Linked DNA regions of Homo sapiens: region 2 is linked to region 1. Evidence: read pairs that join two places in POLR2A ChIA-PET (ENCODE). Cell type or tissue: Caco-2. All regions are shown on one strand. Links, peaks and the distances in the headings refer to the core of each region. The heading gives the core; the rest is flanking DNA.

Region 1 (2,899 bases), core at 153-2,652:
AAAAAATGCTATGGATTTTTAGAAGCAAACTTTCCCCACAAGGATAAAACATGCATGCATTAGAGTGCTGGAGGCAGGGGGGAATCTCAGTCTCATTCCTGTTTTAGAGATTCTACCACAGAAGTGAAGAAAATGCAGGCTCACACACCATCACTAAATACAATGCGACCCCTCTCATCTGCTGTTCCTTTCAGAAATAGTGGCATGAGATCAATGAATGCAATGTTTCCCCAATGGATAAAACACCCAAACGCCTAGCAAAGTCCAAACTGGACAAGGAGGCTCCTAAAAGCCAAAGGCTTGGCCAAAAACCATTCAACCATTTCCTTCCTGTTCTAAGCTGCAACCACTTGAGACTGAGCCTTTAGAGAGGAAAGAATATGGCCAACTCTGTTTATTCTACTACCTTCTTTTCTTTTGGGGGGATGTGGAAGGGAGGCGGTTTCTTTCTTTTTGCTGTCTTCCACTCTGGGAGCTTTTTTTAGGGGACAGGGTCCCAAAGGCTGTCTCCCAGGCTAGAGTACAGTGGTCATCACTGTAACCTCAAACTCCTGGGCTGAAGCAAACCTCCCCTCTGCCTTCCAAGTAGCTAGGACCATAGTAGGTGTTTGCTACCATGCCCAGCTAATTTATTTTTTTAAGAGCTGGGGGTCTTGCTAGGTTTCCCAGGCTGATCTCTAACTCATAGCCTCAAGCAGTCTTCTCTCCTTGGCCTTCCAAAGTGCTGAGATTACAGGCATGAGCCACAGCACTTAAGCTACTACCTTCTAGACCTCCTCTGAGTCTTCCTGAGTTTAGACTCTAGCACATGGAAAATTCACAGTCAAGGTATAAATGGTTCTTTCTACACCTGGAGTGAGCCTATCAGATGGTTTTGCTAGTGCCAAATAGGAGGCAAAAATGCTGGAATATCTTCCGTCTTACCAATCTTTTTCCTTCTTTTCCTTTCCCTGGGAACCCCACCCTAGGCCCCAAAAATTATAAATTTGTTAATTTCTACTATTCAGAAAGGTGAGTCAACTAAACTCACTTTCAAAATAACAATGTTAATACCCAAAAGACTATTTGAAGATTAAAATAACAATGTATAAAAGCATTATAAATATATAAATATATCAAGGGTGATAATTAGGAAAAAGCATAAATATTTCAATGGGAAATTTTGCAGAAACAGCTCTAAAATAGATGCTTCTATCCTATGACTACATCCCAAATGATTATCTAGAATCTTTGAGATTTACTGAAATTTGCCTGCTCTGAATTAGAGTCTTCCCAGCTTCCCTGAAGTACTACGTATACGTATAACATATAAAGCTTAGACTATTCCAAGGTCCACTAGATGGTGCCACATGTCTTGTTTTGAAGTGGAAAATTCAACTACATCCTTTTTTTTTTTTTTTTTTTTGGAGACAGAGCCTGGCTCTATTGCCCAGGCTGGAGTGCAGTGGCGTGATCTTGGCTCATTGCAACCTCCCCCTCCCAGGTTCAAGTGATCCTCCTACCTCAGTTGGGATCCCAAGGAGCTGGGACTACAGGCACGTGCCACCACAGCTGGCTAATTTTTGTATTTTTAGTAAAGATGGGGTTACACCATGTTGACCAGCCTGGTTTCGAACTCCTGACCTCAAGTGATCCATCTGCCTCAGCCTCCCAAAGTGCTGGGATTATAGGCGTGAGCCATTGCACCTAGTCTGAATTCAGTCATTTCTAACCAAAATCAATTCAACAATCTTACAAGCAAAGGGCAAATTATCAGAGAGGAAAATGTAACAGTTCAATTTACCACGTAGTTACTGAGAAGCGCAGAATCGACATCCTTCCTGAAAAAGAAAAGTAAGTTATCAGTCTGGGCTCACACCCCTTTCTGGGTATCAAATATCTGTAAAAGAATTCCCATCTGCCGGGCGCTGTGGCTCACACCTGTAATCCCAGCACTTTGGGAGGCCAAGACGGGCGAATCACATGGTCAGGAGATTGAGACCATCCTGGCTAACACAGTGAAACCCCGTCTCTACTAAAATGCAAAAAATTAGCCAGGTGTGGTGGCGGGCGCCTGTAGTCCCAGCTACTCAGGAGGCTGAGGCAGGAGGATGGCATAAACCCAGGAGGCGGAGTTTGCAGTGAGCAAAGATCACGCCACTGCACTCCAGCCTGGGCGACAGAGCGAGACTCCGTCTTAATAATAATAATAATAATAATAATAATTCCTGTCAAGTTGGGGGCCAGGCACGGTGGCTCACACCTGTAATCCCAGCACTTTGGGAGGCCGAAGCAGGCGGATCATGAGGTCAGGAAATCAAGACCATCCTGGCTATCATGGTGAAACCCCGTTTCTACAATCAATCAATCAATCAATCAATAAAATACAAAAAAAAATCAGCCGGGCGTGGTGGCAGGTGCCTGTAGTCCCAGCTACTCGGGAGGCTGAGGCAGGAGAATGGCATGAACCGGGGAGGCAGAGCTTGCAGTGAGCCGAGATCGCGACACTGCACTCCAGCCTGGGCAACACAGAGAGACTCTGTCTCAAAAAAAAAAAAAAAAAAAAAGAATTCCTGTCAAGATGTAGTAGTCCGCTTTTAGAATTTGGGGACTACCACCTAAAACTGAAACTGAGAAATGTCTTAAGTCCAACATGGTTTAGCTAGCTGTGGGCAATTTCAGAGCAGACTTGGGAACAAAGTGCTGTCCCATCCAACAGCCATGTCCTCTCCCCATTATTATCTGCCTCCCATCAGCTATTGACATCTTGGGCAGCCACGTCCTCCTGCTGAATCAACAGAAATGGCCCACTTAACACCAATGTCACCACTGGGAATTCCAGCCATGGGCAAGTATCCTGCCAAATATCCACCATGCTCCCAGGGTGTTCACCACCTACGTCAACTCAACAGGTACAGTC
Region 2 (2,899 bases), core at 305-2,804, 69 kb after region 1:
CTGTAGTCCCAGCTACTTGGGAAGCTGAGGCAGGAGACTTGCTTGAACCCGGGAGGCAGAGGTTGCAGTGAGCTGAGATCATGCCACTGCACTCCAGCCTGGGTGACAGAGGGAGACTCTGTCTAAAAATAAATGAATAAGTAAGTAAATAAATAAATAAATACATACATAAGAAAGAAGGAGGAGTGGGGGGGGGAGGAGGAGGAGGAGGAACGGGAGGAAACAGCCAGGCCGTGGCTCATGCCTGTAAAGGAGGAAGAGGAGGAGGAAGAAACAGCCAGGCACAGTGGCTCAAGCCTGTAAAGGAGGAGGAGGAAACAGCCAGGTGTGGTGGCTCATGCCTGTTAAAGGAGGAGGAGGAGGAGAAGGAAGAGGAGGAGGAGGAGGAGGAAGAAACAGCCAGGAGCAGTGGAGGAGCAGGAGATGGAGGAGGAGGAGGAAGAAGAGGAGGAGGAGAAAGAAGAGGAGGTGGAGGAGGAGGAGTGGAGGAGAGGAGAGGAGGAGAGGAGGAGGAGAGGAGGAGGAGGAGAGGAGGCGGAGAGGAGAGGAGGAGGAGAGGAGGAGGAGAGGAGGAGGAGGGGAGGAGGAGGAGAGGAGAGGAGGAGGGGAGGAGAAGGAGGGGAGGAGAAGGAGCGGAGGAGGAGGGGAGTAGAAGGAGTGGAGGAGAGGAGGCGGAGAGGAGAGGAGGAGAGGAGGCGGAGAGGAGAGGAGGAGGAGAGGAGGAGGAGAGGAGGAGGAGGGGAGGAGGAGGAGGGGAGGAGAAGGAGCGGAGGAGGAGGGGAGTAGAAGGAGGGGAGGAGGAGGGGAGGAGGAGGGGAGGAGGAGGAGGGGAGGAGGAGGAGAGAAGGAGAGGAGAAGGAGGGGAGGAGGAGGAGAGGAGGAGAGGGGGAGGAGGAGAGGAGGAGGAGGGGAGGAGGAGGAGAGGAGGAGGAGAAGGAGGTGGAGGAGGAGGAGAAGGAGGTGGAGGAGGAGGAGGTGGAGAAGGAGGTGGAAGAGGAGGAAAGGAAGAAGGGAGGAGGAGGAAAGGAGGGGGAGGAGGGAGGGGGAGAAGAGGAGGAGGGGGAGAAGGAGGAGAGGGAGGAGGAGAAGGAAACGGCGAGGCTTGGTGGCTTACACCTGTAGAGGAGGAGTAGGAGGAAGAAACAGCCAGGCTCCCTGGCTCAGGTCTGTAAAGGAGGAGGAGAATGAGGAGGAGGAGGAGAAGGAAGAAACAGCCAGGCCTGGTGGCTCTCACACCTGTAAAGGAAGAGGAAGAGGAGGAGGAGCAGGAGGAAACAGCCAGGCGTGGTGGCTCACGCCTGTAAAGGAGAAAGAGGAGGAAGAAACAGCCAGGCACAGTGGCTCAAGCCTGCAAAGGAGGAGGAGGAAACAGCCAGTTGCAGTGGCTCACGCCTGTAGAGGAGGAGGAGGAGACAGCCAGGCACAGTGGCTCATGCCTGTAAAGGAGGAGGAGGAGGAGCAGGAGGAAGAAGAAACAGCCAGGAAGGGTGGCTCATGCCGGTAAAGGAGGAGAAGGAAGAGGAGGAGGAGGAGGAAACAGCCAGGCGAGGTGGCTCACGACTGTAAAGGACGAGGAGGAGGAGGAAGAGGGAGAAACAGCCAGGTGTGGTGGCGCAGCCTGTAAAGGAGGAGGAGGAGGAAACAGCCAGGCGAGGTGGCTTACGCCTGTAAAGGAGGAGGAGGAGGAGGAGGAGGAGGAAAAAACAGCCAAGCGCAGTGGCTCATGCCTGTAAAGGAGGAGGAGGAGAAGGAAACTACATGGATTGGTGGCTCAGGCCTGTAAAGGAGGAGGGGAGGGGAGGGGGGAGGAGGAGAAGGAAGAGACGGAAACTGCCAGGCACGGTGGCTCATGCCTGTAATCCCAGCAATTTGGGGGGCAGCAGTAAGGAGGAAGGAAGGAGGAGGAAAAAGAATGAGGAGGAGGAAAGAGGGAGGAAGAAAAAGAAACAGCCAAGCGGGCTTGGTGGCTCATACCCATACTCCCAGCTACTCCAGAGGCTGAGGCAGAAGAAACGCTTGAACCTGGGAGGCGGAGGTTGCAGTTAGCTGAGATCGGGCTACTGCACTCCAGCCTGGGCGACAGAGTGAGACTCCATCTCAAAAAAAAAAAAAAGAGCCAGGTGCAGTGGCTCACGCCTGTAATCCATCTATTTGGGAGGCTGAGGCGGGAAGATTGCTAGAAACCCAGGCGTTTGAGACCAGCCTGACCAACATAGTGAGACCCTGTTTTTACAAAAATAAAAATTTAAAAAAAAATTAAAAATTAGCCAGGAATGGTGGCACAAACCAGTCATCCCAGCTACTCAGAAGGCTGAGGCAAGAGGATCACTTGAGCCCAGGCGGTCAAGGCTGCAGTGAGCTATGGTCAAACCACTGCACTTGAGCCTGGGCAATGGAGTAAGACTCTGTCTCAAAAAAATAGTAATAAAGTTTGAAATACAATAAGAATTACCGAAATGTGACACAAAGACAGCGAATGAACACATGCTGTTGGAAAAACGGCACCAATACGCTACCTCAACACAGGGTTGCCACAATCCTCTAGTATGTTAAAAAATGGGCCACGCATGGTGACTCACGCCTGTAACTCCAGCACTTTGGGAGGCTGAGATGGGAGGATTGCTTGATGCCAGGAGTTCGAAACCAGCCTGGTCAACATAGCGAGACCCCCCCCCATCTAAATTGTTTTAAATATTATTATTATTATCTTTTTTTTTTGAGACAGAGTCTTGTTCTGTCGCTCAGGCTGGAGTGCAGTGGCACAATCTCAGCTCACTGCAAGCTCCGCCTCCTGGGTTCACGCCATTCTCCTGCCTCAGCCTCCCGAGTAGCTGGGACTACAGGTGCCCGCCACCACGCCCGGCTAATTTTTTTGTATTTTTAGTATATATGGGGTTTC

Evidence for each region. ChIA-PET counts read pairs that join two places held together with the same protein. Peaks named below come from ENCODE experiments on the same cell type or tissue, not always from the same donor. Only the 100,000 strongest peaks of a DNase experiment are listed, where the experiment ranks them.
Region 2: POLR2A ChIA-PET joins it to region 1 with 10 read pairs; 9 of 35 experiments call an interaction of 5 or more read pairs at or near these places.

Annotation. Positions count from the first base shown.
Region 1 is chr7:66,029,717-66,032,615 of GRCh38, forward strand. It overlaps LOC105375336 (a long non-coding RNA gene), which reads right to left. Exons shown (of 5, transcript XR_002956511.2): 3 at 1,784-1,820. Among named protein-coding and RNA genes, the nearest start is that of ASL, 45 kb to the right of the region's middle. In Caco-2, for the core only: CTCF peaks have their summits at 1,336 (motif pointing right) and 1,536; no DNase peak of the experiment used is centred there.
Region 2 is chr7:66,098,542-66,101,440 of GRCh38, forward strand. No RefSeq gene overlaps it. Among named protein-coding and RNA genes, the nearest start is that of CRCP, 15 kb to the right of the region's middle. RefSeq lists an enhancer at 1,664-2,225. In Caco-2, for the core only: no CTCF peak of the experiment used is centred there; DNase peaks (open chromatin) are centred at 1,230 and 1,730; H3K4me3 peaks cover 1,371 bases.